2 separate regions of the Homo sapiens genome follow, and region 1 is linked to region 2. Evidence: chromatin loops called from intact Hi-C (ENCODE). Cell type or tissue: PC-3. All regions are shown on one strand. Each heading gives the region's core, and the rest is flanking DNA. Links, peaks and the distances in the headings are about the cores only.

Region 1 (7,708 bases), core at 1,203-6,202, 120 kb after region 2:
TTTTACATAAAGATGAGGGAAATGAGAATTGTGGAGATTTGAAAAGGAGGTGAAATGAAGAAGCACAGCTAACACTAGCAGGTGGGTAGTTCAACTTTTTCTCCTTCTAGGATGCCACAGTACCACTAAAACTCCAAGGACAAAAGAGAAATGTTATAGTAACAATAATAATAATAACAGGTAACATTTATTTATGGCTTACTCTGCTGGAAACTTCTCTAATGAATATTTGTGAATTATTTCATTGAACTCTCACAGCTCAGGAGGTAAATATATTTCATCATTTTACAGGTGGGAGAACTGAGGCACAAAAAGGAACATTGACATGCACAAAGAGAGGCAACAGCTGTCTCCAGCTGTAATATCATGCTACCCTGGTTATGTGGTTGTACTAGTTATTGGCGGTTTATGTTGCTTCGTAACAAATTACCCTGAAACTTGGAGGTAAAATCAATAAACATCTTATACATTTTCAGTTAGTTAGGGATTTGGGAGCAACTTAACTAGATGTTACTGGCTGAGGGTTTTTCATCAAATTGCAGTATGGTGTAAACTGAGTCTGCAGTCACCTGCAGGCTTGACTGGGGCTGATGAATTCGATTCCAGAGTGGGTTAGTTGCTCACATGCCTGAGTAATTTGTGCTGGCTGCTGGCAGGAGGCCTCAGTTCTTCGCCATATGTCCCCCTCCATAGAGGTGCTTGAGCTTTTTTGTGACATGGTGGTTGGCTTCCAAAAAGAATGATGATCAAGAAAGAAAGAGCAAGAGTGAGAGGCAGAGAGAAAGAGAGAGAGAGAGGCTTCAATACCTTGTATGATTGCTAGAAACTTCAGGTTTTATCCCTCTCAAATTCTTATATTGGTACCCTAATCTTCGATAGGATAGTGTTAGGAGGTAGGGGCTTTGTAAGGTAACTAGGTCATGAGGGATCAGTGTCCTTGTAAGAAGATAAAAAGTGCTAGTAGCCCTTACTCTTTGCCATGTGAAGATACAAGATGTCAGCTGTCTGCAACCTGGTAAAGGATCCTCACCAGAACCTGACCATGCTAGCACCCTGATCTAGGACTTCCAGCCTCCAGAACTGTGAGAAATAAGTGTTTGCTGTTTAAGCCACCAAGTCTATGGTAATTGTTATAATAGCCTGAACTGACCAAGACAATAACCTTGACTAGGAGTTATACACTGTCACTTCTGCCATTTTTATTTGTTAATTTGTTAATTTCAGTTAGTATTTTAGAAGTCAGTCGTTAAGTCAAGCATATATTCAAGGACAGAGCAATTAGTCTTCATCTTCTGAAGGGGGAAATGTCAAAGAATATGTGGGCATATTTTAAAACCACCGCAATAGGTATTCTACATTTATCATGAATATAGTAATTTAGTCCAATTTAACTTCTTGCTCTTTACATGTATTTGTAAAAAATATTGTCACAATAAACACATCCAAGGTGGCTATATTATGAAAAATAAATTGTATACAATTGAATCCACCAACACCTTGGGCTAGTGTTATGGCATAAAAACAATAATAGCTTGGATGTTTGCTTTATTGTGCTTGGGAATTGATTTCTTAATTTATAAAGATAACAATTTCCTCTGCTTTTATTTGTGGCTAGTTTTTTTGTTTGTGTGTTTTGTTGTTATTGTTGTTTTTGAGACGGAGTCTCGCTCTGTCGCCAGGCTGGAGTGCAGTGGTGCAATCTCGGCTCACGGCCTCTCGGGTTCAAGCGATTCTCCGGCCTCAGCCTCCTGAGTAGCTGGGACTAGAGGCACATGCCACCAAGCCCAGCTAATTGTCTGTATTTTTAGTAGAGACGGGGTTTCATCGTGTTAGCCAGGATGGTCTTGATCTTCTGACCTGGTGCTCCGCCCGCCTCGGCCTCCCAAAGTGCTGGGGTTACAGGCGTGAGCCACTGCGCCCAGGCTTGTGTCTGTTTTTTTTTGTTTTTGTTTTTGTTTTTGAGTCGGAGTCTCCTTCTGTCGCCCAGGCTGGAGTGCAGTGGCGCGATCTTGCCTCACTGCGAGCCCCGCCTCCCGGGTTCGCGACATTCTCCTGCCTCAGCTTCCCAAGTAGCTGGGACTACAGGTGCTCGCCACCACGCCCGGCTAATTTTTTATATTTTTAGTAGAGATGGGGTTTCACCGTGTTAGCCAGGATGGTCTTGATCTCCTGACCTGGTGATCCACCCGCCTTGGCCTCCCAAAGTGCTGGGATTACAGGCGTGAGCCACCGCGCCTGGCCAGCCTGTGGCTGTTTTTAATGTGTTTTTCATTTTCCTCCTTGATATATTGAAGTCAGTCTCTGTGGTACATTTGTCTTTCTTGAGTTACATTCATAGATAAAGTGCAGTTTACAGCCTCCAGCTCTACATGCGTGGGTTCAAATTCCAGTCTTACCACTTAAGAATTTTGTGATTTTGGGACATTTAAATAGTTTAAGTCTCAATTTCCTTGTCTGTAAAATGTAGATGATAATAGTGCATATGCCATGTGATTGTGATGAGTAAATGATGTACCTGCATGTAAACTGTTTATCACAGTGCCTGACACATATGCTCAATACAGGTTATTTGTATTGTTGTCATTTTTAAAACTCAGAACAAAACTGATATACATTGACTTTTTTTTTTTTTTTTTTTTTTTTAAGTAACTGACAAATGACATGAGACCACCAACTTCTTTCTCATGGGTATCACGATATTTAAATATGTCCCCTTTTAGCAAATGAAGCTTTAAACTAATCAGCTATTAAACACATGATTGCCAAGCACCTTATTTTCAAAGAATTTATCCATATTCCCTTAGGATCAGGCCAAATGGCTTAACTGATTTCACTATTCCCCCTTAAGGTCACTTGGTTAATGACAATAAAACACTTAATTATAGTAGAGTCGCAGATCAAGCTTCCCAGCTCACTCCAGTTTTACTGAGAATTTGCCTCTTGGTTTCTCTTTTCAGTCTTGTTCTCTATTAAGTCAGATCTCAGATGATTGTGTTATCAATCACACTAGCAACATTTACTCAATATATCCAATAATATGATCAGAAAATCATATATGTTCTTTTGAGATAAGCTTCTGCAGCTGTTTTTATTGCACATGGTAAGTAAAGCAATATGCAAATACCTGGGTTGATAAGTGGAATGGACCAAGATGTAAAGTTGACTGTCCTTTATAAATTCAGGAAGTATTCAAATCACTTAGTTACTGGGCTTTTTATGACTATGATTCCTAGATTGAATCTCTGGAAAGGTAAATAATTTAATTATTTGAATTCAAATCAGGGAGTGCTTGTCTTCTCTTGTTATGAATATCATCATTATGTAATGCCAACACTGGAATATCCTGTTTTATGGGAAGTAATGAATCATCCAGTTATCTATGAAGGTAGAGTATGACAGATGTGACAGTCCACAGAAGATTCTGTCGGGTAATTTGGCTTCAATTTACCTCGACCAGCCCAGTTCAATGATTAAAACTAGTTATCTCTTCAGCGTATAAATGGGCATTATTGTCCAACACAGGCTACATAACTTTTTCTATCTAGGCTGTTTTTCCAGGGAATATACTGGGAAAGAAAAAGAAGACATTTTCCTTTGGTTGTTTTGTGAAGATTTTCAGTCCTGGATGTGCATCAGAATTATCCACAGGGCTTTAAAAGATTCAAACGCCAAGGCTTCATCTTAGACTTACTGATTTGGAAAATCTAGGGACAGATGCACACGTTTAAAGATCTCTTTTGCTAATTTTAATGCACTCTTAGGTTTAAGAATCATCACATATGCTGAAGTTTTAATTGAGAAAAAAATCAGCGGTCACTTTGCAATTTTCTTTTTCCTAAAAGTATAAATTAGGAATTAATATAATACCCAGTACACACTAAACAAGCTCTGTCATGGTAGAGATTTTGCACAGAGCTTCAAAGCTCGTGTTAAAGGAAATAAGGAAGCTGTAACAGGGAACGTGTCTGTTCTTATTACTTGGGTTAGAGGAATTTCTGGAAAAAGTTCTGTTCCTAGAGGAAATCTAATAAACCACTTCTGAGCTGCATTTTATTTTTACTTTTACTTTTTACTTTTCGACAAACTGATTAACATTTCAAGGTTTTTCTCCCCCTCATGTATGATTTTGTAGACTTCATTGACTCATGATTCAGACATAAGGTTGTATGTGATTGCATTTTTGTGATAAACTTTGTTTACAATTTACTGGATTCTCTAATCTTGCACAGGTCATTTGCTAATTTCAAACTTTAAAATCTCAGAATATAGGCCAGGCACAGTGGCTCAGGCCTGTAATCCCAGCAGTTTGGGAGGCTGAGGCAGGCAGATCATGAGGTCAGGAGATTGAGACCATCCTGGCTAACACGGTGAAACCCCATCTCTACTAAAAATACAAAAAAAAAAAATTAGCCGGGCATGGTGGTGGGTGCCTCTAGTCCCAGCTACTCGGGAGGCTGAGGCAGGAGAATGGTGTGAACCTAGGAGGTGGAGCTTGCAGTGAGCGGAGATCGCGCCACTGCACTCCAGCCTGGGTGACAGAGCGAGACTCCGTCTCAAAACAAAACAAAAAACAAAATCTCAGAATATAATCTGTCACATTAATCTTACACTATATTGAAACTTCCCTGGGGGCAGTTACTTACAACCATGTTTTGCTTCCAACCCTACATCTAGTTATGATGCTTATTTTGCTTTGTATAGAACAGTGTCTGGCACATAGTAGGAGTTTAATTAATATCTGCTGAATGAATAATCTCCCCAAATCTGCCCAATTTTTCACCTGTTACTCTACTTCTTTTGCCCTGATAGAAATGATGTAGAACATGTTTTATTATAGCAGATATGTGTGTGTGTGTGTGTGTGTGTGTGTCTGTGTGTATTTGTTGTGACCACCTAGTACTTTTTAAAAAAGAATTAAAAAACATATGCACTGAGAATTGAATTCTCCACTATTTCCTTTGTTATATCACATTACAACACCTCGCTGAGATGTGGTTTTAAGCATTGAACTTGAAATGTTAGTTTGTTTTTATGAACTGGACAAACTCTTTAAAGCCATCACCATTCTGCTCCTCACAATAAAATTAGCCATTTTGCACTTATATTTTCTGGTGCCAAGCTACATGTATTTTACTCTGGAGAAACATCTTAGTTTTTGTGAAAGATGGTTTGGAAGAATTAAATATGTGCAAAGTGAATGATGGTGGCAATAAAAATTATTTTTGGAAAGCCTGCCTTTATTAAAAACTAGTTTTTCAGTGGAAAAATAAGACACATGTTTTCTAGCAGTATGTATGAAGCTTTTAATAATTTTTAAGTGATTTTGCATATTTTATCATGTTTACAGCACATTTAATCCTCAAATATCTAGGGATAAACTTGAAACTTTATATTTGAATGATTAAAGAAATGGAGAAAGGGTCGTGACTTCCTTACTATAGCTAATAGTTTTAATAGTATCTATCATTTAATGAGTAATTGTAATATATCAGGAATTCTGCTACTTGATTTATATATATCATCTCATTTAATCCACTCAGCAACCCAATAAAGTAGGTATTATGAATGAGGAAACTAAGGCTCAGGGCAATTGCCTTGCTGAAGACCAGACAATAAGTGGCACAGTAAGTGACTAGGTTTGGCACCCAATCCACTGGAATTGAAAGTCCCTGTTCTTAACAATACTACTATGCTCCTGATGCTTAACTGCAATTTTCCTAATAACAAATACCTTTTTTTCCCCATTATATTATGCTTTCTTTTTATTACAGCAACCATAGACCCAAATCAATGAAGACAATGTAAATGTGCCAACCACATTTATGAATTGTAGATCTTAAATAAAGCATTATAAAATTTATACAATAAGTATTAATGAATTTTATTATTGATAAATACTCAAAAATAATTATTATTTGATTGGATTTACTGTTTTACTGCCTCCTAGCTTGCAGAACAATATTCTGACTGCTGCCATTTAAATTGAGATTTGTTATTTTATAAACTATCATTCACAGAGGACATACATTCACTCTGGCTAAATAATATCTTGCCTCTCTCAGAAGCATACGCTTACTCACAGGTGTACTTAAAAACATATATTGGCTGAGTGCAGTGGCACACACCTGTAATCCCAGCACTTTGCGGGGCCGAGAGCGGGGATCATGAGGTCAAGAGATCGAGACCATCCTGGCCAACATGATGAAACCCTGTCTCTACTAAAAATACAAAAATTAGCTGGGCATGGTGGCGGGCGCCTGTAGTCCCAGCTACTCGGGAGGCTGAGGCAGGAGAATTGCTTGAACCCGGGAGGCCGAGGTTGCAGTGAGCCAAGATCGCACCACTACACTCCAGCGTGGCGACAGAGCAAGACTGTCTCAAAAAAAGAAAAAAAAAAAGAAAATTCTTCTGGTTGATGGTGACATAAGTAGCTAGGGCATGAGAACATCCACAGAAGAACATAGCCTTGCAATGGCCAAATATTCTAGTGTTCAGGAAAATCTACCTTTTAAAAACAGTCCTCACATTTATCTTTTACACCATGCATGGCTGGAATTGTAGTACTTCTGTAAATGTGTTGTTTCTCTTAGTCCAATTTACTGGCCAGATGTCTGTGTCATAAAACCACCATCACCACCACCACTCTTGGTACTAATTAGCACCCCATTTGTCAGCTTCAGTCCAGTGGTGGGGATGTGAGTGATTATAAATACTATAATACCTTCTCACCTGTGAAAGTAGCCCTTCCAAAGACAAAGAAGAAAGCGCAGCAGGCGGGAAACCTGCATTATTGTCACCTGAGCTGTTCCTTTCTCTGGACAATTTCAAGCCTAAACATCTGTTCTAAACACTACGTTTATTAAACTAAATAACAAAATACATTCATCTGTATATAATAGCCCTCCCAGGGGATACAGAATGGGATTTCCCTCTTTCTAAAGAAAGTGAAACAGTTGACAGAGTCTTGTGTCTGTTTAATGTCAAGAAAAGCAGCCTGGGAAATGGGAAAGGAACTTATTAGGAAAGATTTTTTCCCCCCTTGACCGTGGTATGACTGTTGCTGAAGATATGCTTATGTGAATTCTCCTGCAGTTTTTAATTACAGGGTTAATTGTTGGCAGGTGGGTAAGAGTTCTGTTACATGTAATGTTTAATTGTTTATCCTTTGCTCTTTGTTAGAAATTGCATGCATTTTGGAATGCATTAGTTTGAAAATGAGACTCGAGAGGTCTGTTGTGATAATGTGTTCTTTTCCATGCTAGAGGACAAAATAAACTCAGATGGTATAGTCCTAATTCTCGCAAGGTCAAAAACTTTCCTTGTAAGTAGAAATCGTATGACTACCAATAAATATAGAGGCCATCCACTTAACATTCTTAATAAAAGTAAAGAAAAAGTCAGGTAAATGTAGCCATCTTGGGTGGATATAAAAGCCCATTCTAAAGCCAACACAAATGGTATCAAATATTTTAACTTTTCTCTTCCCCTTTCTTATGACAGTTACAACTTGACCCTGACTCTTTCTCTCACTTTTCTTCTTGTTCCTCCTTGTCTCCTAAAGACTTCACCTAAATTTTGAATGTATTTCCCCCATCACAAGGCTCTCAGCACTCCCATACCCTGTAACCTCAATCCTCTGCAGTCCTAAAACTCCAGCAAGCTATAGAGCTCAAAGGAAGTGAACTGACTTTTAGAATAGGGACTGGAA
Region 2 (7,708 bases), core at 1,247-6,246:
AATAACTTACATATGGCTTATTTAAATATTTGTATATTTATAGGTTCATATATCATCTAGATATCAGATAATAGCAGAGTAGTTGATTTCTTTTACTAATATGATTATTTAACATTAAGAACTCAGAACACTTAAAGTTAGCATAGAATTGAAAGCTTATGTAGTTTAATGAGATCATTGCTCCAATGGAGAAACTGAGGCCCAGGAAGGATTTCAGTGAAGGAGACTTAATGGTATAGAAAGATCCTGTTACATTCTCTCTTGATTCTCAGGCTGTCTCAGGAACAACTCAGTTGCAAATTATTATTTTATTTACTTATACTCTCAGGACTCCTGCATTCACTAGGTTCTGTATTTTACTATGAAGAAAATTACTGATAAAAATTCTGTCCTCCCCAAGAAGCATGCATTTTAGCCATTTCTCTAATTAACTGGTTGGCCTCATACCCCCATTTCCTAGATGTGTAATTAAAATTCAATGAGTCTTCCTGAACTATAGTTTCAGTGCTTTTGAGAACTATGTAGCAGCAGCTATTATTATTCCTACCTTTTAAGACTGACCAGTGAAAAAAAAATGATAAAATGTTTAAGTTATATTAAGATAAAACAGCAAGTCATCAAAAGGTGTGAGGAGGACAATAGAACTCTGAGGCATAATTACCGATTCCCCAAGGAGCAGCCTTTCCCACGAAAAACAAACAAGACAGAATGGAATCTTAAAATTTTCTTCAAGGATTACATTAAAATTAGGAAATGAAATGGAAACATTCTATGCATTATATGTGGAATAAATCATTTTGAAATAGAAGCACACTGCCTGTTCTCAATAAGATATCAATGATTTATTGAAGTTATTAGTTAACTGAAACACACAATTTTTGGCATACTATTGAAATTTAACTTTGATTACATTTTAATTATTACTCCATTAAAACCTATTATTTACATACAATAGCTTTTTATAAGGTTAGGCAAATCACTGTTTCTTGAAAATTCTCAGGTCATGTGTGCAGCCAAGTGACAGTGCCTTAGAAAGAGAACTTTAGTTTGGCCTGTGGTAATCTATGTTTTAAATTACAGCACAACTCATTCCAAATCAATATAATGAATTGATTTGTAAACGTTTGAGGCAGGACTGCTTTCTTTGGATTTTGTCTATTGAATGTGCACTGCAGTTAAAGCATCCTTTTTCTGCATAATTAAGTCTATGTTCTTGGCTTTTCACTGAGTTTAAACTGGTTTTAAAAGGCAGAAATGTATGTTAAGGCAAAATTATGCACATCCATTATTCTTAGTCTTATAAATATTGAAGCATTTTTTTCCCTTTTAGTGAGAAATGGAAGAGAAAATAAAGCTGAATGCCCTGAACTTTAGTTCCCCTTTCTGAGGATATTTTAAACTATTTTAATTCTGGGAAGCATTGAACATACTTCCCTCAAATGCCTAAATTGCCTGAATACACAGTAACATTCTTTATTCTTACAGTGAGGGCAATGTTTAAATTATGGTATATGAGAATGAGTGAACAAGAACAAGATGGTGATTTGAATTCTGAGAATTCTGAAAAGATTTTGAGCTAATATATAAATAGAAAGAGCTATTGTAAAAAATCAATTCAACCAACATTTATTGAGCACATGTAATAGTGCCTTATATATAGCAGACATTGGGTTAGTCACTTCATAAATATCTTCCAATTTCACAACAATCCTGCAGATTGTTTTATTCCACGTCTACATATGAGAAACTAGAAAGTCAAGCTATTGAAACTAGGACTAAAACATGAATCTCCATCATGATCTTTTGGCTGCGAAAGCAACATGTTGCTTTGCCACCTACCAGTTGTCACGTGCTAGAGATATAAAAATGAATAAACTCAGTTCCTGCCTTCAAGAAATTCATAAGGGTGGTCTATTGGGAAAGAATGCCATTCAAACAGTTTACATTATCATGTGATAAATCGCAGTACCTAATGATGTACTATGGTAAGGAGGGAATTATTTCTGATAATGGGAGCTAAATGCATAATCATTGAGATATGAGAAGGTTATAGTGCGGAAGAAGTTAAAAGTAGTGTTGCATGGCGGATTTTGAAGGGCCTGGAAATTTATGCTCAATAGCTTGGGACTCCTGGGTTACTCGGCTTTCAAACAACCCTCATGACTAGTTTCCTAAATGGTTGTTGGTGCTAGTGGATTTAATATTTAATGTCTTTGAATATACATTTGAATGCTTTGAAACTCCAAATTATTGAAAATTAGTAATTATCTAAGTTTTATTCCCCCAAACTTTTGTAGCTCAGGATACATTTTAACAGGAGTTATTTGCTATTCTCATTAACAAAGCATATTGTTTTATATTTTAAATTTACTCACACTTACACAGTAGATTTCAGTTGTCAATAATCATTATTGTAAAAGAATCCATACAAGATGAAGTACTGGTAGTATTCACTTGGCAACTTTATATCACATTTTCCAGGGTTTATGAAATATAAACGGGATTTTAGACAGTGTACATGGCTGCATTATAAGAGAGATGAATTTTAGGAGTTTAGATTTTTTAAAAATATAATTGTAGACAAAGAATATTTTTGGAGCTGTTAATAACCTTAATGTTTTTAAGTATATATTTGCTGTCATTTCATCTGACACATTGATTGAATTACGCATAAGCAACCCCTACAAATGGCTACCTTGCAGGGATTGGAGATGTTGGTAGGTTCTATATTGTCTTCTGTTAGAGATAATTATATTTCAAAGTGGACACTCAAAATTTTATTTTTAAATTTCTTTTGTAATTTGGGAATTGATAGAAACTTTAAATACTTGGAGCGTCATCCTATATATTATCTTATTTCAGCTTGGAGATATTGTATTTTCCATGTCCTCAATGGATAACATCTCCTATAATGTTATCCAGTTATATGAGATTTATTGCACTGTTGGTTAATGCTTTTTTGTGGACTTAATATCAGTAGTTTTATTTTGAAACAAAAGTTGTTGCTTTATGGATATATGTATAAGTTCTGAAATACTTTTCTGACAAAAATATGGATATAACATATATTAGGAACTTCAAACTGTTAGAGGGCTCAAGTTATACTTTTCTTCAAGATAAAAATATTTTAAAATGTGTAGCGTCACCCTGGAAAGAAACAATTGTATAGAAATGCAACTATTCTCATAAGCACTGATACTAGCTCCTCCCACATCTGTATGGTTTGATCTGTTGTTTCTCTTCACCACAAAGCAGGATTCCTTATCACTCTCAACAGCATGAAATCAGACATCAAGCTTGCCATTAAAACTTTTCACATTTTTCCTAAATGTTTTCTAAACATGAAACTATAATAGAAAGAAGGAGATTTGACATCAAGAAAGGAATAAGCAATTTTTATTATGGATGTCAAATATAATAGAAAGGTAACAATTGATCATTAGATTTTTTTTTTTTAAAGATCTCTGGGTTAAAGGTGTTCAATATTCCTGAGACGATATATGAGTCAGTTGACTATAGTTTCTGTATATGTATACATGTGTGTGTTTAATCTTGTTATTGCTACTTCTTAATAAAAGAGAACCTCATTTCTGAGGTTCTTTGTAGGATATTGTACTGGGTTAGAATTCATTTTTATGCCTTGTATATACAAACAGGCCCAGACGGATTTTATGTTGACTTCATCATGGCAGTATTAGGAAATAACTGTGATGCCAAGTGATGGCCTTACTATAGAATTCATTTTTGCCTAGGAGGCAAAAATCTTAAATTCTTACTAGCTTGTTAATATGTCAGGATATATTTGGAAAGTATGAAGTGTTTCCTAATTTTTATCCTAGTAACTCCAACTCTATGTACTTTCTTTTTTTTAACAATATAAAGAGGTGTGAGCTTCAATTAATATTTGGGATTACAAAATAACAGATTTAAAGGTATAAAGTGTGTAAACATCATTATTCTAATAAAAATTCAGATTTATAAGATGAAACCTCTGCATAGCCTTGAATAAATTGCTCCCAGTAAAGAAAATCCTAAAATGACCATTAGAGGGTGCAAAGACATTGCAGAAATGAACAAACTTTCCTAGAATGAGAAATAACTGAGAGAAGTGTATCTTTGTGACCATGAAATGCTTAACATTTCAGAAAACATTCAAAGCTTCCAGAGCATTTCGTTGAACATGAGATAAGTGTATGTTCATCTGAGTATAATCCTACTTTTCTTATTTGATTTCTTCTGAATGAGCAAGTTGTCACTCTGTTGGTTCTTGAAAAGCTTAAATAAGATCAAATCAGTAAAGCAGTGTTAAAAGGGGGAATGTCATTATAGTTGCTACAATTGAAAAACTGAATCCGGTTTTTTTTTTAGGTCATAAATTATCATTTTAGAGAAATTTAGATTATAAGTTTTACTCTTTGTAAAGACAAACTTTTGATTGGGGAGAGATAATCAATTCTTGAAAAAAAGAAGCTTTGGGAAAGTTTGAGAAAGAAAGACAAATGCTATAAATATCTTCTAATTCAATACATAATGCAAAATTTCTATTTATTTATTAATGTTGAGTGTTAAGATTATTTTCTATGCCAGATGATACAATTTTGTGGCACATGTCTATTGATTGACCTTAATAGGTCCTTTGGTTTTTTGAAAATTTTGAGATAACAAACCCAAACTAAGCAAGACAACAAATCTAACATTAACTGTAAATATTAATAGATTATTTGACAGAAGGAACGTGCAAGTTGATTCTGATACAGCAGTTGTTTTAATAAGTTTTTATCGCATGGTCCTAGTTGGACAGAAAGGTGAGATTAAATTTTTTAAAAAATATTTTTTGTTTTGAGATAAGATTAGAAGAAATTGAAAACTGCATCTACTGTTATTTATAAGTGAGAGAAATAAAAAATGAATATTAAACATTTAGTTTTAAGGCAATATCTGAAAGAACTGCTTTAGACATAATCTCTGTGATGATTTTATATCAGGTTTTAAAAATAAAATCAACTTTTGAAGTGAAATCTCATAGGAGATGTTAAGTCAATAAAAACATTTTATTTTGTTGTTGTGGGTTGTCATCTACTAAGAGATGCCCCAAAGCTCCCAGCATTCCTCATTTTTACACCATCAGGACCTTAGAACCACAGGAAGCACCTAAAAATTATCGTCTTTATTTATTTTATTTATTTTGTGGTGACTATCCTCCTTACGGAGGAGCTGAATTAAGGGAAGATCTAGTGTAAAGAGCAGTAACTAGTCATCTCAAAAAGTCCAGAGGAATAAATAATTTAGCTCTAGTCAATGTATTCAATATTCAGTTACCATATGTCAGGCATTGGTCAACCTGTTGTATTTTTTTTTTTTTTTTTTTTTTGAGACGGAGTCTCGCTCTGTCGCCCAGGCTGGAGTGCAGTGGCGCGATCTCGGCTCACTGCAAGCTCCGCCTCCCGGGTTCACGCCACTCTCCTGCCTCAGCCTCCCGAGTAGCTGGGATTACAGGCGCCCGCCACTACGCCTGGCTAATTTTTTTGTATTTTTAGTAGAGACGGGGTTTCACCATGTTAGCCAGGATGGTCTCGATCTCCTGACCTCGTGATCCGCCCACCTCGGCCTCCCAAAGTGCTGGGATTGCAGGCATGAGCCACCGCACGCGGCCAACCTGTTGTATTTTAAGATCAATCAGTACTTACTACTTAGAGTTTTAGGAAGCTGAACTTATTGTTCCTTTAGATTCTACATCTACTCAGGAAATGTAAGGTATCTTAGTACCTTTAACAAATATTCCAATCACTCCAGTAATTTCTGGATGCTACAGAATTGGGTATAACTGAGTTATGCAAGGCAGTGGCATTTTCTAATTTAGCGTTGATATGGGCCTTCTGTGGCTCATTATGCTACATTGATACTCACCATAGTAGTCAATTAATTTTGTACCTCAATTGCACAGATTTGGTACTATTTTGACATCTAATGCCAGGGAGGGCAGAGAGTTCCACATTGGGGAAAAAAAAAGTTAGTGTTTAAAAGGAGTTATGTTATATTGTGAGTGTACCTATTTTTTTTCACTCATAAGTCAGTGGGAACAGCCAAAGGTTATTTAATTCATTCCTCAACCTGTCCTAAGGACTCCATGCCATCCTGCAAAGACAGATTGATATTTATCTTCTTTAAATGTCTCAAGGGAAGGAAAAATCTATAAGCTACCTTGGTGACCCATCTTAGTGTGGAATAACCCTCATACATTTATACAAGAAAGAATGAAGAAAATTCTAGTTTGACATAAAAGTCATCATTTATGATGAGTCACTCTGAGAATGAGGGGGCGACTGCACATTTCTTCTATTCCCTTACGGAGAAGATGAATGACCTCTTACAGCCTTAACTTTCCCCTTGAGTTCTGCTTGAAATAATCGTGATCCTGTGAATGTTAACTGAAAGAAAATCAAGAACAGCTCTCAGGCAACATATATAATTTTGGGAAAATAAGAGGTTGAGGAAACCCCTGAATATCTTCCTCTTCAACTTTTTTTTTTCGTAATTCATAGCTTGCTTTCTGACTTTCCTCTGCTCACATCTATTTCTCCCAGCTCATTTTCTCCCAAACTCCTGTCAGTGAACACAAGCTTGAGTCTTGACAAATCATGGCACTCAAGTGCAGAACTCTCTAAGGCACTGTCACAGAAAGGAGGCAATTAAAGAAGAGGAGGAGGAGGAGGAGGAAGGGAAGAAGGTGGAGGAGCCGACTTAAGTGAATGAGGTTAGACAGCTCTAAAATCTGGAATGCTCATCTCAGCCCTAACTCGGAAGTTGATGCCCCAGGAGTAGGGTGGATGGATGGTGGGTAAGGGGAATATATTTCCAAGAAGAAGTATGGGAAATAGACGGGCCCTCAATGTAACATTAATACACTGTTCTGTTAGGTCTCAGGGATAACCTATGTTTCCCTGGCCACACATATTGCTTTGGAAATTTGAAGAAAACAAGATATAAAAAGCAACCAAAGCAGGAGTTATATTTGAATAAGATGATAATTTCAGAATAATGTCTCTGGAGATGGTCTATTCAAGAGTTTTGTGGATATGATGCTATTTTAATGAAACCAATATGCGAAATGTGTCATATTGCCACCTAATCAAGCTGTGATAATGTTTCCATTGGATATTACATCAGTGTTCTGTTCTGATTCCAGATGAAATTTAAGGCGTTGACTACCAACTATAAAGTCCAAAATTATCTGGATTATGGTTACTTTCTTCCCTCCTGATGTTATATGTTGTGAATTTAGACTTCTGGGGCATTCTCGCCACTAGTTTTTAGATTACATTGATGAGAATTATAGAATAAAACTTGTTTTCATGCATTCTTGCTTAGGGAATACTGGCTAGCTTTCTTGGGGGGGGGCAGGAAGAAGAATATCTAAGCATGTAAATAGCGTCTATTGATATTGGACTTTCTTTGAAAAAGTTTTATTTCAAAATTTTAAGTATTTAAACTAAAGTAACTGGGTCTTTGAAGTTTCAAATATTGTTCTGTATGTATAACCTTATGCTTAAGTTTTATAGATTTAAATTTATGTTCTAAATAATGCAATTCTGGCTTAGGGATAGAGGATGGGAATGTAAAATGATTCCAAAATGTGAAAATGTTACTTTTTAACCTTCCTTTATAAAATATATTACTGAAACTTCTAGATATTTTAATAAATCCCTTG

What was found. Hi-C counts contacts between places; a loop is a spot of excess contacts. Peaks named below come from ENCODE experiments on the same cell type or tissue, not always from the same donor. Only the 100,000 strongest peaks of a DNase experiment are listed, where the experiment ranks them.
Region 1: it touches region 2 in a loop (6-fold over the local background); 2 of 110 quality-filtered maps call a loop at or near these places.

Annotation. Positions count from the first base shown.
Region 1 is chr5:103,700,481-103,708,188 of GRCh38, forward strand. The region is part of intron 2 of LOC105379107 (a long non-coding RNA gene); the gene reads left to right. Among named protein-coding and RNA genes, the nearest start is that of NUDT12, 140 kb to the left of the region's middle. In PC-3, for the core only: no CTCF peak of the experiment used is centred there; a DNase peak (open chromatin) is centred at 3,351.
Region 2 is chr5:103,583,302-103,591,009 of GRCh38, forward strand. No RefSeq gene overlaps it. Among named protein-coding and RNA genes, the nearest start is that of NUDT12, 24 kb to the left of the region's middle. In PC-3, for the core only: a CTCF peak has its summit at 4,041 (motif pointing right); a DNase peak (open chromatin) is centred at 4,070.